Linked DNA regions of Homo sapiens: all the other regions are linked to region 2. The links are chromatin loops, found by intact Hi-C in ENCODE. Cell type or tissue: heart right ventricle. All regions are shown on one strand. Each heading gives the region's core, and the rest is flanking DNA. Links, peaks and the distances in the headings are about the cores only. Region 1 overlaps APP-DT (APP divergent transcript). Region 2 overlaps APP (amyloid beta precursor protein). Region 3 overlaps APP (amyloid beta precursor protein).

Region 1 (6,245 bases), core at 896-4,895, 290 kb after region 2:
TTGATCTCCACTCACTGCAGCCTCCCCCGCTGCCCCGGGTTCAAGTGATTCTCCTGACTCAGCCTCCCGAGTAGCTGGGATTACAGGCACGCACCACCAGGTCCGGCTAATTTTTGTATTTTTTAGTACAGACAGGGCTTCACCATGTTGGCCAGGCTGGTCTTGAACTCTTGACCTCAAGTGATCTGCCTGCCTCAGCTGCCTAAAGTGTTGGAATTACAGGCATGAGCCAGCACAACCGGCCAGGAAGAGGTCTTAATGTTAGAAGACCTGAGGAATTTAGGTCAGATGGAATAGGCAGCAGTGGGCAATTAGTCACTACAGATTTACCAATCATGATCTGACATTTTAACATTTCTAGAGGCTTGTCCACGGGGAAAGTATAGGGAGATTCAGAGGATGAAAAAGTTGAGATTGGGAAGAGAAGGAAGAAGAATGTGCCAGAGGTTCCAGGAATGAACATAGATAGGGTCTGTGAAAAGTTTGTGAAAAAATCACACAAGGACATCTTATTACTAATAAGGATGCCTAAGGATTACAGTATGTCAGGCTGAGGACGTATACAGACGGGATCTCTGAATACTCATGAGTTGTATTGGGTTAACATTGCATGTCACAAATGAAGAGGTGAAAGAGTAAGGGGAAGAGAAAGGAGGGTTTGTACCCAGTTCTGTCTAACCTGGACACCTTTAGTGACAATGCTGAACTGCAAAGGAGAAAAAGTGATTTGAAAACTTTTTTTTTTTTTTTTTTTGAGACAGAGTCTCAGTCTTGCTGTCTTGCCCAGGCTTGAGTACAGTGGCGTGATCTTGGCTCACGGCAACCTCCGCCTCCAGAACTCAAGCTATCCTCCTGCCTCAGCCTCCTGAGTAGGGGTGGGATTGCAGGCACACATACACCTGGCTAATTTTTTTTTTTTTTGTATTTTGTATTTTTAGTAGAGATAGGGGTTTCATCATGTTGCCTAGGCTGGTCTTGAACTCCTGGCCTCAAGTGATCCACCCGCCTCAGCCTCCCAAAGTGCTGTGATTGCAGGCATGAGCCACTGCACCTGGCCTGAAATCTTTTTTTTTAAATGAGGGAAATAATAAATTTAATGTTCATTTTGTAGGTGGAAATCAGAAGTACATGCAATAGGAATTAACTTGAATATGATGCATAAAGTTTGAAGCAAAGGTGAGTGATAGATGAACATTGGTGATGTAACTCCGGAAGTTGTCTGTCATAACTGATGACTTATCCCCATCATATGTGCTGAAAACTACTCAGATGAAGTTAACAACCTGATATTACAAAATAAGCATATATATTTTGTGTTTATAAGAACCTAATAATCATCTGGAGACTTAGTACTTGGGGGGTGAGCTATAGATAGCCCTGTGTATCAGGGTTTTCCAAACAAACAGAACCAATGGGATATATATAGATATATAAAGACACTTCTTATAGGAATTGGCTCAGGAGATTATAAAGGCCAAGAAGTTCCAATATGTGCCCCCTGCAAGCCGAAGAACCAGGAAATCCAGTGTAATTCTTGCATGTGAAGCTGAAGGGCTGAAGAGTGTCTGCTGGTATTGAAGGCTCAAGAACCTGGAGCTCTGAAGTCAAGGGCAGGAGCAGATGATGGATGTCCCAGCTTCAGAAGAGAGAGCAAATTTGCCTTCCTCCACCTCTTTTATGATTCCTATGCTCAGTTAATTGAATGATGCCCACTCACATTAGTGAGGATGGGTTTTTGATACCCAGTCTATTGATTCAAATGCTAATCTCTTCCAGAAATACTCTCACAGACTCTCCCAGAAATAATATTTTACCAGCTGTCTGGGCATCCCTTAACCCAGGATGGGCTAAGAGACAAGTGGACACATAAAGTTAACCACCATACCCTGTAAATATGGTATGAGAAGGGATCGAGTCATATTTCATATCAAGATTATTTTCCAATGCATAGATGCCTTGGAATAATACTTCTTATAAAATAATGAGTAACATTTTCTAGCACAAGTTCCAAACTGTGTACCATGGAACCCTAGCTCGGTCATATGTTGCTCGGTATTGCATGCATACCCGAAAAGAATTCTGTAATCAAGTAACTTTGAGAAATAAGAGGTTAAACAAAATTAAACAAATACCTTCACTTTAAAATGCATACAATTCTTTAAGATGATAATCTGCATTTTGAATTTTAAAGAGGGTAGGTAGCTTCAGTATGTAGCATCACTCCCTCTCCCTATTTCTTTTTTCTTTTTTTTTTTTTTGAGACATAGTCTCTCTCTTTTCCCCAGGCATGATCTCTGCTCACTGCAACCTCTGCCTCCAGGGATCAAGCAATTCTCATGCCTCAGCCTCCTGAGTGGCTGGGATTACAGGTGTGTGCCACCATACCCGGCTAATTTTTTTTTTTGTATTTTTAGTAGAGATGGGGTTTCACCATGTTGGCCAGGCTGGTCTTGAACTCCTGACCTCAAGTGATCCACCCACCTCAGCCTCACAAAGTGCTGGGATTACGTGCACACACACCTAGCTAATTTTTGTATTTTAGAAGAGACGGGGTTTCACCATGTTGACTGATCTCGAACTCCTGACCTCAAGTGATCCACCTGCCTGGGTCACCCAAAGTGCTGGGATTACAGGCATGAGCCACCGCGCCTGCCTGGCACCTCTCCCCATTCCTTGTTTTTGTTTGCTGCACCAACTCCTAGTGTTGCACAAAGCATGCTTTAGGGAATGTGGTTTGGAAGCATTCGAATCAAACCCTTGAATTTTTTTAGACCCTTGTAGAAGTGAAGGTTTATAGTGTACATTTTTGTCAAAGCAGATGGGTTCTTTTCACTGAAAGTTGTTTTCACACATGACCTTGAAAATAAATTAATAAAAAAAAAGTAGAAATATTAGGCTGACAGACATTTTAAAGTAGGGCATAAGATGCCATAAAAAGCCTTTTGAAAGTTTAAAATAGGAGTTAAAGTGTGTGTTATATGGAAGATACCAGATTAGAGTCTTTGAATATTTATTATATAAATGTGCAAGTATATGACCAGCTTCTTCCCAGTTTGGGGGAGTAATGGGACGGCATTCAGTTCACATTTGAGACTGCTTCTCTTTAAATTTTCGTAAGTGAAAAGGAAGAAGGATCACTAAGTTTACAAAGACAAGTCTCGGAATAAGACTTTCGTTCACTGTATTGCCTTTAATCATCTGGTGGGAGGGCCCTCAAGAAGTGGCCAAGGCCCTATGAAGATTGGTGAAGAGTTTCAAGGAGGAGAATTGAAGGAGACAGCTATGGGATTAATTTTGAGAGATGCCTTTGCTGAAATGTCTCATAAAATATACATGGAGAGCAAGGGCACAAGGAGACAGAGAACTCTCTCGGCCAAACAATAAATCAGAATTTCCATAGTTTTTCTCTGTTAGTCCTTATTGAAAAATTTGTCTACTGCTAATGGTGTCAAGTAGCCCTGCCAGCCCTCATTATTGTACCAAAAAGCAAAACGAGGAAAAGGTTTAGGGAGCTAGGTCTAAAAGGAATATCATTTCTGTTTCCCAACAATTAGTGAAAACAGATTCTGTTACCAAAATCTTGCAGAACCAAGGGTCCTAATACCCACTTTATTCTGGTGAGTTTGTCAGTCGATAAAAAATACTAACAGGCCAGGTTCTTTTCTCAGATAAACAGTAAAATAACATGGTTATAAACAGAAAAAAAATGGTGAAAACACAAATCTTGGTGTATTAGGCCATTCTTGCATTGCCAAAAAGAAATATCTGAGACTAGGTAGTTTATAAAGAAAAGAGGCCGGGTGCAATGGCTCACACCTGTAATCCCAGCACTTTGGGAAGCTGAGGTGGACAGATAACCTTAGGTCAGGAGTTCGAGACCAGCCTGGCCAACGTGGTGAAACCTCATCTCTACTAAAAATACAAAAATTAGCTGGGTGTGGTGGCATGCACCTGTAATCCTAGCTACTCAGGAGGCTGAGGCAGGAGAATCACTTGAGCCTCAGAGCAGAGATAGTGCCACTGCCTTCCAGCGTGGGCCACAGGATGAGACTCCATCTCAAAAAAAAAGAGAGAGAGATTTAATCAGCTTATGATTCTTCAGGCTTTGCAGGAAGCCTGATGCTGGCATCTGCTTGGCTTCTGGTGAGGCCTCAGGAAACTTACAATCATGATGGAAGGTGAAGGGGGAGTAGGGATGTCACATGACCAGACCGGGAACAAGAGAAAGCATGGTGCCACACACTTTTAAACAGCCAGATCTCATGAGAAGTCACTCATCACAAGGACAGCAACAAACAGATAGTGCTAAACGATTCATGAGTAATCCACCCCCATGATCCAATCACCTCCTACCAGGTCCCGCCTCCAATACTAGGGATTACAATTCCACATGAGATTTGGGTGGGGATAAGTACACAAACTATATCATTCTGCCCCAGCCCCTCTCAAATCTCATGTCCCTCTCTCATTTCAAAATACAATCATGCCTTCCCAACAGTCCTCCAAGGTCTTGACTTGTTCCAGCATTAACTCAAAAGTCCAAAGTCCAAATTCCAAGTCCAAAGTCTCATCTGAGACTCATCTCTTTCCATCTATGAGCCTGTAAAATCAAAACAAGTTATTTACTTCCAAGATATAATGGGAGTACCAGCACTGGGTAAACATTCCCATTCCAAAAGGGAGAAATCAGCCAAAAGAAAGGGGCTATAGTCTTCATGCAATTTCAAAACCCAGCAGGGCAGTCATTAAACCTTAAAGTTCCAAAATAATTTCCTTTGACTCCATGTCCCACATCCAGGGCACACTGGAGCAAGGGGTGGGCTCCCAAGGCTATCAGCAGCTCTGCCTCTGTGGCTTTGCAGCTGGGTACAGCCCTCATGGCTGCTCTCACAGGTTGTTGAGTGCCATGGCTTTTCTAGGCACAAGGTGTAAGCTGCTGGTAGATCTGCCATTCTCAGGCCTAGAAGGCAGGGGCCCCCTTCTCACAGCTCTGCCAGGTCATGCCCCATTGGGGACTCTGTGTGGGGTCTCCAGCCTCACACTTCCCCTTGTCACTGCCCTAGTAGAGGTTATCTTTGGAGGCTCTGCACCTGCAACAAGTTTCTGCCTGGGCACCCAGGCTTTCTTGTACAGCCTCTGAAATTTAGGTTGAGGCTGCCAAGCATTCTTTAATCTTATATTCTGTGCACCTACATACATAACACTGTGTGGAAGCCTCCAAGTCTTATGGCTTGCATTCTCCAAAGTGGCAGCCCAAACTGTACCTGGGTCCCTTTGAACCGCAGCTGGAGCTGGAGTGGCTGGGATATGGAGAGCAGTGTTCCAAGGCTGTGCAGGGCAGTGGGGCCTTGGGCCTAGCCCACAAAACCATTCTTTCTTCCTAGGTCTCTGGGTCTGTGATGGAAGGAGCTGCTGCAAAGGTCTCTTAAATACCTTCAAGGCCTTTTCCCCATTTTCTTGGATATTACCATCTGGATTCTTTTTAGTTATGCAAATATCTCTAGCAAGTGGTTTGCTCTGCAACCTGCTTGGATTCTTCCCATGAAAATGGGCTCAGCTTTTCAACCACATGGCCAGCCTGCAAATTTTCCAAACTTATACGCTGTCCTTCCCTTTTAAATATGAGTTCCAGCTTTAAGTCACTTCTTTGCTCCTATATCTGAGTCGGGCTGCTAGAAGCAGCCAGGTTAATTCCTAAATGCTTTGCTGCTTAGAAATTTCTTCTGCCAGATACCCTAGGTCATCACTCACAAGTTCAAACTTCCACACACCCCTGGGGCATGAAGAGAATGCAGCCAAGTTCTTTGCTAATGCATAGCACATGTGATCTTTGCTCCAATTCCCAATAAGTTCCTCATTTCCATCTGAGACCTTGGCAGGCCTGGACTTCACTATTCATATTTCTGTCAGCATTTTGGTGACAACCATTTAACCAGTTTCTAAGATATTCCAAACTTTTCCTCATCTTCCTGTCTTCTGAGCTCTCCAAACTCTTCCAACCTCTGCCCAGTTCCAAAGTTACTTCCATGTTTTCAGATATCTTTATATCAATGCCCCCATTACTCAGCACTAATTTTCTGTGTTACATCGTTCTTGCATTGCTGTAAAGAAATACCTGAGATGGGTAATTTGTAAAGAAAAGAGGACTATTTCCCTCACACTTCTGCAGGCTTTACATGAATCACAGTGCTGGCATCTGCTTGACTTCTGGTGAAGCTTCAGGGAGTTTTCAATCATGGTGGAAT
Region 2 (6,245 bases), core at 1,416-5,415:
CTTCATACTGTTTATAAAAGCAAGTCATTATTTTTCAACTTTATCTACTTGAATGAAATTATAGAAGCACACCACAACTTTTATCATCTTGTTATATAAGGAGTTGATCTTATGCCAGATGAAGTAAAACTAAAGCTAAATATTACCACGTTTGCTCTGCAACTTAATGAAAATACAGGCATACATAGCTTTATTGTACAGTAGTGCTTACAGATAGTATTTAAAAAAAAAAAACAAAAAGGTTTCTGGTAACCCTGCATCGAACAAGTCTATTGGTGCCATTTTTCCAACAGTGAACACAGGTTCACTTCATGTCTGTGTCACATTTTGGTAATTATTTAAATATTCAAACATTAAAAATTATTATATCTGTTTGGTGATCTGTGATCAGTGGCCTTTGATGTTACTATTTTAATTGTTTTGGAGTGTCATGAAACATGCCCATAAAGACAGCAAACTAAATCAATAAATGTTGTGTGTGTTCTGTCTGCCCCCCAAACTGGCCACTCCACCCCCTCAACTCCCAGGCTCCCTATCCCTTGAGAGACAACAATATTGAAAGTGGGCCAGTAAATAACCCTACAGTGGCCTCTTAAGTATTCAAGTGAAAGGAAGAGTCACAGGTCTCTCACTTTAAAGCAAAAGCTAGAAATAATTAAGCTTAGTGGGCAAGGCATATTGAAAGCCAAGATTCTTGTGCCAGTTAGCCAAGTTGTGAATGCAAAGAAAAGCTCTTGAAGGAGATTAAAAGTGCTACTCCAGTGAGCACACAAATGATAAAGCAAAACAGCCTTATTGCTGATACGGAGAAAACTTTTAGTTGTCTGGATGGAAGATCAAACCAACCACAACATTCTCTTAGGCCAAAGCCTAATCAAGAACAAGGCCCACAACTGTCTTCAATTCTATGAAGGATGAGAGAGGTGAAGAAGCTGCAGAAGAAAAAAAAGTTGGGAGAGGTTGATTTCATGAGGTTTAAGGGAAGAAGCCATCTCCATAACACAGAAGTGCAAGGTGAAGCAGCAAGTGCTGATGTAGAAGCTGCAATAAGTTATCCAGAAGATCTAGATAAGACTCCTGATGAAGGTGGCTACACTAAATAACAGATTTTCAGTGGAGATGAAACAGACTTATTTGGAAGAAAATGCCATCTAGGACTTTCATCACTAGAGAGAAGTCCTGCCTTCAAAGCTTCAAAGAACAAGCTGACTCTCTTGTTAGGGGCTAATGCAGCTGGCGACTTTGTTTTTGAAGCCAAGACTGACCATTGTAAAAGTCCTAGGGCGCTTAAGAATTATTCTAAATCTACTGTGCCCATGCTCTATAAATGGAACAAAACTGGGATGACAGCACATCTCTTAACAGCATGGTTTACTGAATATTTTAAACCCACTGTTGAGACCTACTGCTCAGAAAAGACTCATTTCAAAATATTACTGCTCACTAACAAAGCACCTAGTCACCCAAGAGCTCTGAAGGACAGGTACAGGGAGATTACTGTTGTTTTCATGCCTGCTAACACAACATCCATTCTGCAGCCTGTGGATCAACTTTCAAGTCTTATTATTTCAGCCTCTTATTATTTCAAAATATATTTCAAATATATTTTGTAGGGCTATTCACTGCCATAGATAGCGATTCCTCTAATGGATCTGGGCAAAGTAAACTGCAAACCTTCTAAAAAGGATTCACCATTCCAGATGCCATTAAGAACATCTGTGATCCATGGGAGATCAAAACATCAGCAATAACGGGAGTTTGGAAGACAATGATTCCAACTCTCATGGGTGACTTTGAGGAGTTCAAGACTTCAGTAAAGGATGTCACAGCAGATGTGGTGGAAATAACAAGAGAACTAGAATTAGAAGTGGAGCCTAAAGACATGACTGAACTGCTACCATCTCATGATCAAACTTGAATGGATGAGGAGTTACCTCTTATGGATGAGCAAAGAAAGTGGTTTCTTGCAATGGAATCTACTCTTGGTGAAGATGCTATGAACACTGTTGAAATGACAACAAAGGATTTAGGATATCACATAAACTCGATGAAGCAGTGGCTAGATTTGCGAAGACTGACTCCAATTTTGAAAGCTGTTCTACTGTGAGCAAAATGCTATCAAACAGCATCACATGCTACAGAGACATCTTTTTGTGAAAGGAAGAGTCAATCGATGCAGCAAACTTCATTATTGTCTTATTTTAGGAAATTGCCACAGCCACCACAAACCTCAGCAGCCACCACCTGGATTAGCCTGCAGCAGTGAACATCAAGGCAAGATTCTCCACGAGCAAAAAGATTAGGACTTGCTGAAGACTCAGATGATCATTAGCATTTTTAGTAATAAAATATTTTACTAATAAAAGTAAAGTATATACATGGCTTTTTTTTTTTTTAGACATAATGCTATTGCACATGTAACAGACTAGAGTATAGTGTAAATACAAACTTTTTTTTTTTTTTGAGACAGAGTCTTGCTCTTGTTGCCCAGGCTGGAGTGCGATCTCGGCTCACTGCAACCTCTGCCTCCTGGGATCAAGAGATTCTCTTGCCTCAGCCTCCCGAGTAGCTGGGACTACAGGCACATGCCACCATATGCAGCTAATTTTTGTATTTTTAGTAGAGATGGCATTTCACCATGTTGGCCAGGATGCTCTCGACCTCCTGACCTTGTGATCCACCTGCCTTGGCCTCCCAAAGTGCTGGGATTACAGGCATGAGCCACCGTGCCTGGCCAACATAACTTTTATATGTACTGGGAAGCCAAAAAATTTGTGTGACATTTTGTTGCAAAATTTGTTTTATTGTGGTGTTCTGAAATTTCCAAGGTATGCCTGTACCTCCCTAAAAAATTCTTTCAATTTAGCCTCAAGGTAGTCAAATGACTGATTTTTCTAAGCTGAAACTAACATACTAGCAATCTGGAAAGGCAATATAAAATATAGCAAATGAAGCAACTTCTAAAAGTGTTTTACTCGTGGTTTATAACAAAATGAGAAATTGTTCATAATTATTCCCTTTACTAAACAAATATGCTAGCTCAACATTTTTATGAAAAGCAAATCATTAATTAGCTAATATACTAGTGTGAGGTAATCAGGAATAAATACAAGTCTGGACATATGCCTGTGCCTTTAAGAAAATACTGTAATTTTGTAATATTCATTGCACTAATTATAATACATTATCTTAACTAGTCCAGTAGAGGGAGCTGATTCTCCTAATTGCTGCCGCTGCCATTAGTCACTGTCGCATTATAGGCGTTAGTGTAATTGTGGGGATGGGCTTATATGACACAGGCCCCAGGCCCCGACAAATGCAAATCTGTACATTAATCGTCAGCTTTCTACCCCACCAACTCTTCAACTCTTTAGTGGTTCCCCAGTTTTTATTAACCTCTTCAGCAACAGCCTCATCAAGAGAAACCCTGATCTTATAACAACTGATACTAGATTATCTTGCCAATGAAAACCATGCTTCAAAAAGCTAAATGTCTTTCTACAAAAAAAGAACTATGGGAGTTAAGAATGCAAATCCAAATCCCAAGTCAGTTTTTTATTTGCTACAATTATTTGGAGTCAAGTAAGGCATAAATAATAATTTGGAGGTGTTTCTTTTAGAGATTAATACTAGGATTTATCAACTTTATGAATATTGAAAAGACATTTTCTGCTTGGAAAAAAGTAACACTCACACACACACACACACAAAACAAAACAAAAGAAGTGCCTGAGATAACTTTAAGTATTATTGCTATGGAAATTTTCTTACCATTTTTCTGTCCACCACTGAATGTGATAAAATTGTCGTCTTCATTAATTTAACCCTCTTACTGCACCTACTGATAAGATGGAACCCTAACATAATCCACGATTTGATTTATCTCCATTTCTAAGCTTTTGGTAAAGGATTTTATATAACTACTAGAGCTGACCACAAAGGAGATGTGGCTTTTTGATTTACTCCAATTCTAACATTAGGGGGGAAAAGTGATTTCATCTGAAAAGGAAGCTGCTGTCTTCTTTGCACAAACCTTTTGATGAATAACACTATCGGGAACATCATGGGGTCCTGCTCACTCCATGATCTTACTCTTGCAAGAGAAGTTAAATCATGGGAGGTAGGGGAGGGAATGAAAAGAAAGAGCTGGGGGAGAAATGAATGGGTAAAGGAAGACAGTTCCGGATGTGAATTTAAGCCACATAAAGTGTTCTGTAAAACCAAGCAGTGTATGCATGTGTTTGATCCTTCAAATAAACCTATTGTAAACCTATTTTCCCAGAAAACACAGTGGAAGTCAAAGTGGCTGCTATATTGAAATTAATTCCACTTTAAGTCCCGAGTCATGCACGAACTTTGCTGCCTTGTAGTCTGAAAGAACTATACATACAGCCTCTTTCTTTTCTTTTTTTTTTTTGGGATGGAGTCTCGCTCTGTCGCCTAGGCACGATCTCAGCTCACTGCAACCTCCACCTCCTGGGTTCAAGCAAGTCTCCTGCGTCAGCCTCCCCAGCAGCTGGGACTACAGGTGTTTGCCACCACACCCAGCTAATCTTTTTTGTATTTTTAGTAGAGATGGGGTTTCACCATATTGGCCAGGCTGGTCTCGAATTTCTGACCTCGTGATCCACCCGCCTTGGCCTCCCAAAGTGCTGGGATTACAGGCTTGAGCCACTGCGCTCAGCCTAGCCTATTTATTTTCTTCATGTTTTCATGGTAATCCTATAGGCAAGCATTGTATTTTTATCTTTTCCTTAATTTGATTTCTAGCACAGGATGAACCAGAGTTAATAGGTCATTTGGCAAGACAAACAGTAGTGGAAAGAGGTAAATTATTTTACGTACCAATTTTTGATGATGAACTTCATATCCTGAGTCATGTCGGAATTCTGCATCCATCTTCACTTCAGAGATCTCCTCCGTCTTGATATTTGTCAACCCAGAACCTGTATTACATCATAATTAAAGTATGCAGGACAACCAATTAGTTTTACTCATAAATAATAACACTGTAAGACAAAGCCTACCCAAAACTTCTTTCTAGGCCTGAAGTTAGAAGAAAATTGATAAATGACTCTTAAAGAAAAATGATACCCTATATTTAAAACTTCAATTACTACCTATTTTGAACAAAAAGAAATGAAAGGGTAAGGGAAACCTGAAAGTAAGGCTTCTGCTGCCTTTAAATACATGCTATAATTTTTGAAAATGGGGGAAAAGCAGAAGTTAAATCCTGGTTGAGAGGTTGGCAAGGATTTGTTCCTGGAATATGTTGGCTTGGCTTACGGGCTTATTGTTTAGCCTATTATGTGTCTTTTTCCATGTGCACTCATTACTTCAGAAATAATAATAAAAGGCTTTAAAAATGAGCATTAATTACCTGGTAGAACAAAACTGCTACTTTGGGGCTTTGTTCCAATTACAAATAAATTATGTTCATGTATCTATGCAGTGAAGCGTTGTAAAAATTATATAATTTTAGTCAAGTGTTCTAGTTACACAGATTGTAATTGGTTCGTCTGCTGAATAAAGAGCTATAGTACATAATTTTAAAAATGCTTCTTAGCAACTAACAGAATTTATAACCTACGAACTCTTCCTTTTCTATAAATTGCTATATGATTCTTAACACTAATTGTTCTGATGAATTTCATTATTCAAATAATAATTTGAAGCTTAAAACAAAATGCAGAGTCATTTAAAAACCAAAAACATAAGTAAAAAATGTAAATGTCAGTGTCCATGCTATAACATTTAATTATCAAACATCAGAATTTTAGGATGAAAAGGGCTTTTGAAGTCATCTTCTCTACCGTGTTCCCACCCAGGGGCAGATTGTCAGTTCCTGTTTGAACATAGAGGAATGTATCAATTTCCCTCCATTTTTTGATAGATTTGCCTGCCCAAACTGTCCTTTTTTTACATGAAGCCAGAATCAGCTTCCCTGTAACTTCCATCCTTTGAGCCTGATTCAACACAGAGCAAGCCTAATCCTCCCTTCCACATTAAAACCTTGAACAGGTATCACGACCCTAAGGAGAGGCATGTTCCTGCTGGTTCTTGTCTTACTTGGGCTACACATTCCCAATTCCTTTGGCTCCCAGGGGAATTCACTTCCTGCTCTTGGCCTAATCACTCTTTCAATCTTGTCTACGAGATTCTGGGAAACTTGTGACACATCTTGCTGACACTGAAAAGCACAATGTCCACAGCATATGATGTGCCAGTCTAAGAGCACAGCCTAT
Region 3 (6,245 bases), core at 1,530-5,529, 110 kb after region 2:
GTATATTTTGTATATTTACCTGACCCTTGGGCAGGAATGTTCCAAACAATAAAACGCAGTCAATCAACTCCAACTGATTAATACACACCACGCACTGTTATACATTAAAACACATCTTACCTGTCAACATGTCTTGCCACCCTCCCCAAGATCAGTTTCACTCATCCCTGATTGCCTCAAAGTCAATCAGTGACCCATCCAATTGCATGTATAAAGTCAATCCTGAGTAGAATTATAACTCTACCTCCCATGTATATCCCATTTTTATTGGAAGTGAAACAACAGCCCAATTCTCTCTCTGGGTTTGTGCCCTGCCCTTGCTAGACTGACGCCTTAGCACACACAGATGTCTTCTTAGTTTTACTGACAGAGGAAAAAACACCTTTCTAAAAGATGAAAGCCACGCATCACCCATTACTTCCAAGTTAGGAATATTCAACAGATTCTTTTTTTCTTTTTATGAGACAGGGTCTTGCACTGCCGCCCAGTGGCACAATCTTGGCTCACTGCAACCTCTACCTCCTGAGTTCAAGTGATTCTTGCGCCTCAGCCTCCCAAGTAGCTGGGATTACCCTTGTACCAGCACGCCTGGCTAATTTTTTGGTATTTTTAGTAGAGATGGGGTTTCACCAGGTAGGCCAGGCTGGTCTTGAACTCCTGGCCTCAAGTGATACACCTGCCTCAGCCTCTCTAAGTGCTGGGATTACAGGCGTGAGCCACTGCCACTGGTCCTTCAACAGATTGATTCTAATTAGCCAATCAAAGACAAGGATCCATCACATCTAGGCATGGCTTTGAGCTTCACAGGCCAGAAGCTGCTCTGTCAGTAACTCAGAGGGGATATGGTCCCTAGACCCAATTCACTTTTAATAAATCAGGGTGCCAGTCCTTTAATTTTGGAAGATAAATAAAATTGCGAAGTAGATGGGATACTTACGTCAACAAGTTGGTTGGGTTTCATCCTGTAAGAGTATTGTGTACAGAAATCCAATTTGCTTTGGGAGCGTGGACTTTGAAAGCAGCAGTACTGAGTGAGATGGCCTTAATGATGGATGATAATGAGGTTGATGCTTTCGTAGCCACGTTTCCATCTGAAAACCACGTGAAGAGTGTCAGATCATCTTCATGTCCGTTGCATGGCGCATTTCTCCTGCGGAGTGTTTGACACCTTCTGGGCTTAGTGCTGACTGTCCCTCCTGTTGACATCATCGTGATGGTAGCCACCTCTGGTTTTACCAGTACTTTATTGCATCTACTGAAAGAGCAACGTGTATAGGGAAGTAAAACAATAGTTAGTCCCCATTTGTATTGACATTGTGGATCCCATCAACTATAGCCAGCAGTGGTCTCTGCTCCCAGAGCTTACCTTCAGTTGTAACAAACATCTACAGCTTCACTTTGCTTTCCTTCTCTGTATCTCCTTCACCAATGTGTACATATTCATGTCACATGCTCTTTAACGTTTCTAAGACACAACAATACCCATTATTAATCTCTTACTCAGGCAGTGTTAATTCCAATAAGACTGCAAGGCAGCAGTGCCTCCAGAGCCTGCACTGTGCCGGGAATTGGCACTGGGATTGCAAGCACCGTGGTCATTGCTACCAAGGGAGGCACAGAATCCCTTCACCCCATAGTCACGGGAGCATTGGCAACAAAATTTACCATGCCTTGGCAATTTATGCTGACCCTCACATTTTGGCATTAAAAAAAAGTATCATCTTAGAGTACCAAATATGTGTCTTCTTATAGATGTGTGCCACGGGCCTCGCAGTGAACATCACAGCTCTGCAGATGCACAAACCTTGTCTTTATGAGTCTATATATTAAATAAAAGTGGTAGAATTTTGGATGGGTGCAAGTCAAGTAATGGGATAAAAGAATGATGATCGAAGGAGATGATTCATGATAACTATGTGCCCTTATGTGAAACCTAGCAACAATTTCTTACTTATGATAAAGGCACAATCTCCCCAGTCCAGAATCTAAATGGCATTATATTAACATTTTCCTATACCACTAATTAAACATAATGCTACATTCATTTTATTTTCTTCTGCCTCATTCTATAACAGCTATGAAACCATTTGTTATAGCTAATTCGTAGAAGCCAGGCTAAATGAGCCCTAATCAACTAGAACAAGCATTCAGAACTCAAAATCCATTTACATGTTAATTAAGTAAATAGTATAAGCTACACGTTGAGCCTACAACTCTTGCTGGAGTCTCCAGCTGTAAGAGCCTTAACTCCTTCCTTTCATAAAGGCCAAGAAAAGAGTGAGTTAGTCCCTATTCGGGGAGTGTTGGTTGGTTCTCCCAATCCTGTTAGGGGCAGTTGGCACTCTTGACTTTGAACGGCCCCCAAGAGTTTCACTGCCTTGGTGGAGTCCAAGTGGGCATCATGGGCAATAGCAACAGATCCCACAATACTCAAATACAAAAGGCTACCTGAGATAATGCGGTCAGGAATGGGTGTAACAGTGTATGTTAATTTAATGTCAAATACATAATGTATGGAGAAGATGTACGTGAGGCTGGAAGAACAGGACTGACAGTGTGCTTTTGTTACTTCTCAATCTCTAAGAGACAGCTACCTTGTCCAACTGGTTCTCATCTGCTGACATGGAGGATGAGCAGATAGGCCTTCTCTTAACATGCAACCCCTCTCCTGGTGAAAAAGAGCTTCTCGTTATAATTCCCCCAATTGTCAGCAACCCTGATTCCCCATCACCTCAACTCTCACTTCCCAACACTTTCCCTCAGGGAAATAATGAGAACAGCAACTTCCTACAGCAGTGAAGCTGACTTCGGAGAGGACTGGGAAAGGAATGGAACGTATCCTCTATCACTCATAATTATATTCCTACTCTACTACAGGGAAAGGGAATGCAACTGTTTGTTTTCTCTGACTTTTTTGCTAACCCTTTATTATTCCAGAACAATTTTCCATGTAGTAGAAAAGAGAATCTTAGCCTACTCTGGGAGAAGCTGGGACTGAGGGTAGGGTCAGCACCAGCGATGTATGATGCTAATGCTTTTACACAAAGTATGAATAAGCACACAAGAAATGGCCAGTGCCTCTCAGAAGTGAACACGGAGAAGCAGCAGCATAGACTTGGGTTAAAGCAGTGTTAAGGGATTAATGTCAATTTAATAGTTGTGATACTGTACTGAGTGAAGACTATGCAGGGTCTCTTTGTATTAATTCTTTTTTTTTTTTTTTTTTTTTTTTTGAGACAGAGTCTCGCTCTGTTGCCCAGGCTGGAATGCAGTGGCACTATCTCCACTCACTGCAGGCTTCGCCAAGCTCCGCCTCCCAGGTTCACGCCATTCTCCTGCCTCAGCCTCCTGAGTAGCTGGGATTACAAGCACCCGCCACACACCGGCTAATTTTTTTCGATTTTTTAGTAGACACGGGGTTTCTCTGTGTTAGCCAGGATGGTCTCGATCTCCTGACCTCATGATCCGCCTGCCTTGGCCTCCCAAAGTGCTGGGATTACAGGCGTGAGGCACCGCGCCCGGCCTCTATTAATTCTTTCAACTGCATGTAAATCTACAATTGTCTCAAAGAAAAGATTTTTAATTTTTTTTCTTTTTTATTATACTTTAAGTTCTAGGGTACATGTGCACAACGTGCAGGTTTGTTACATAGGTATACATGTGCCATGTTGTTTGCTGCACCCATAAACTCGTCATTTACATTAGGTATTTCTCCTGATGCTTTCCCTCCCCCAACCCCCCACCCCCCCAACAGGCCCTGGTGTGTGATGTTCCCCGCCCTGTGTCCAAGTGTTCTCATTGTTCAATTTCCACCTATGAGTGAGAACATGCAGAGTTTGGTTTTCTGTCCTTGTGATAGTCTGCTGAGAATGATGGTTTCCAGCTTCATCCATGTCCCTACAAAGGACGTGAACTCATCCTTTTTTATGGCTGCATAGTATTTCATGGTGTATATGTGCCACATTTTCTTAATCCAGTCTATCATTGATGGACATTTGGGTTGGTGTCAAGTCTTTGCTATTGAAAAGATTTTAAAAAGCCCACATAAAAAAATGAATATAGGAAGCCAGGCATGGTGGCTCAAGCCTGTAATCCCAGCACTTTGGGAGGCCGAGGTGGGCAGATCACCTGAGGTCAGGAGTTCAAGACCAACGTAGTCAACATGGCGAAACCCTGTCTCTACTAAAAATACAAAAATTAGCTGGGCATGGTGGCGTGCACATATAATCTCACCTACTCGCGAGGCCGAAGCACTGGAATCACTTGAACCTGGGAAGCGTACATTGCAGTGAGCCAAAATAGTGCCACTGCACTCCAGCCTGGGCGACAGAGTGAGACTTGGTGTCAAAAAAAGAAAAAAATAATGATAATATAGGAATATTGATTTTTCAGTTTGCCTAAGAGTTCTAACCTTGTCTCTTTACTTGACTCAGAGATTGGAAGATTTGGAAATCTCAGTTTGAGAAAATTTCCTTTACATCCCTCTCTAGCAATGGGATATTAGTAAGAGATCTAACCAATCAAGATGCTCACCAAGTAGAAGAGTTTTAGAGCACTGAGACCTGAAACACATCTTCAATAAGCCGCATCTAGTTTCATGGAAGATAAAAATATCTCAAGAGAGAGTTCAAATGCTTATGTTTACATTTTCTATTTTTCTCAATAGCATAATTTCTTCCTTCCTAATCTACTGAAACTTCTAAAAACATCAGCAAAAAACCTGTTTCACATTAATTACTATTATCACTCAGTGGAAATTTATAAATCAGCCACTAAATGTAGAGGATGCAAAATTAGACCTTATATAACTAAACCCAAATAAGATTCCTGTGAAAATTAAAACCGTATCTTCAAAATGTATACTATATGTAATTATTATGTCAATTAAAAATAAAGTTGAAAAGAAAACAAATTTAAGAAAAAACAAAAAACTCTTCATCTGCCTTCTTTGTTCTCTTCTCAAAATGTAAAATACTGAGAAAACTAACATTTTGAAATCATTTTTGAAATCAAACTTATTTTTTGATTTCCAATCCACCTTTCTGTTCAAAGTAAATATCAGAGATAATAATGGAGAAAATTTGTTCAGAAAAATAAAAGCAAGAATATTTCCTAAAGAGAAATGTTAGAAACATAGGCAAAGACTTACATGGCTATCTAAGGAACCACAATCCTTTATTGATGTTGAATTTCTTACACTTTCAAGATCACAAATAGCTTTTCTGATATTCACTTATCTGAATTCTGCTGGCAAGGAAGCATTATGCCTTCTTTTGTAACAACTCTGCTCACTCTTCAAGACAAAATGCCATTTACTACACTGAAATGCTGGTGTATACGAAACACAAAGCAAAATCATGTGCTTCTAATAAAACTCCACGCATTTTATCTTTGTAAGGTAGGCCCTTGCTGAGATTTGTGCTCGTGTCAACGCTACATTCCATTTTCTAAAAATCAGTATAACACAAAATAATACAGAATCTAAGCCAGAGCTCCCTGGATTATACAAAATGATTATGCAATTCATTGTTCAAAAAATAATGCTCAACCACAAAAAATTAGTTCTGAATAGATATTTCAAATTGGAGTGAAATTCTTTGTGGACAACCAAGGTTAGAAAGCTGATTTTACATATTTTAATAAATTTAGAATGAACACAGTTGTGAAACTGGCAACCAGAATGGGGAGAAAATCTCCACTTTCAAATGTACGATAATTATAATGCCTTCTTATGAAGCAAAGTTAACAGATTAGCAAATAATTCGCTGTAAATAAAGTGGTAAATAAAGAATAAAGCTGGTTTTAGAATAAAGCAAAGCTGGTTATTATTATTTCATTTTTAATCATTGAATTTCAAGTATTCTCAGCCTACTGGAATGTATGTGAAATAAAACTATATTCCATGTGATGTATAAATTTTAAATTTACAAATTTTGGGAAAGCAGTCACAATCAAACTAGTCATTTAGAGAGAGCTAGGAACTATATTTTCTGAACTTTTTTTTAAAAGGCAACATTTTATAGCATTATTTTCTCCATACTCTACAAGAATATCTACTTAAACTTCACATAATACAACTATTTCTCCTTTCTGACAGAAATTCCCTATCTTGAACTCTTTTTCTCCAATTTTAAGTAGAGTAAAAAGGGCAAATGTAAGACAAATATAATTTATTTTTGTAATAAGTTACTTCCTTAATGTAACAGTGGAATAAAATGAAAACGACATAAATATTAAAATCCACT

Evidence for each region. Hi-C counts contacts between places; a loop is a spot of excess contacts. Peaks named below come from ENCODE experiments on the same cell type or tissue, not always from the same donor. Only the 100,000 strongest peaks of a DNase experiment are listed, where the experiment ranks them.
Region 1: a loop joins it to region 2, with 4 times the contacts of the local background. A loop is called at or near these places in 88 of 110 quality-filtered maps.
Region 3: it touches region 2 in a loop (2.1-fold over the local background); 14 of 110 quality-filtered maps call a loop at or near these places.

The regions. Positions count from the first base shown.
Region 1 is chr21:26,179,426-26,185,670 of GRCh38, forward strand. APP-DT (APP divergent transcript) reads left to right here. Exons shown (of 4, transcript NR_186396.1): 2 at 1,112-1,176. Among named protein-coding and RNA genes, the nearest start is that of APP-DT, 12 kb to the left of the region's middle. In heart right ventricle, for the core only: no CTCF peak of the experiment used is centred there; no DNase peak of the experiment used is centred there.
Region 2 is chr21:25,892,728-25,898,972 of GRCh38, forward strand. It overlaps APP (amyloid beta precursor protein), which reads right to left. Exons shown (of 18, transcript NM_000484.4): 16 at 4,846-4,946. Among named protein-coding and RNA genes, the nearest start is that of GABPA, 160 kb to the left of the region's middle. In heart right ventricle, for the core only: a CTCF peak has its summit at 3,215 (motif pointing right); no DNase peak of the experiment used is centred there; H3K27ac peaks cover 1,128 bases.
Region 3 is chr21:26,001,068-26,007,312 of GRCh38, forward strand. The region is part of intron 6 of APP (amyloid beta precursor protein); the gene reads right to left. Among named protein-coding and RNA genes, the nearest start is that of APP, 170 kb to the right of the region's middle. In heart right ventricle, for the core only: no CTCF peak of the experiment used is centred there; no DNase peak of the experiment used is centred there.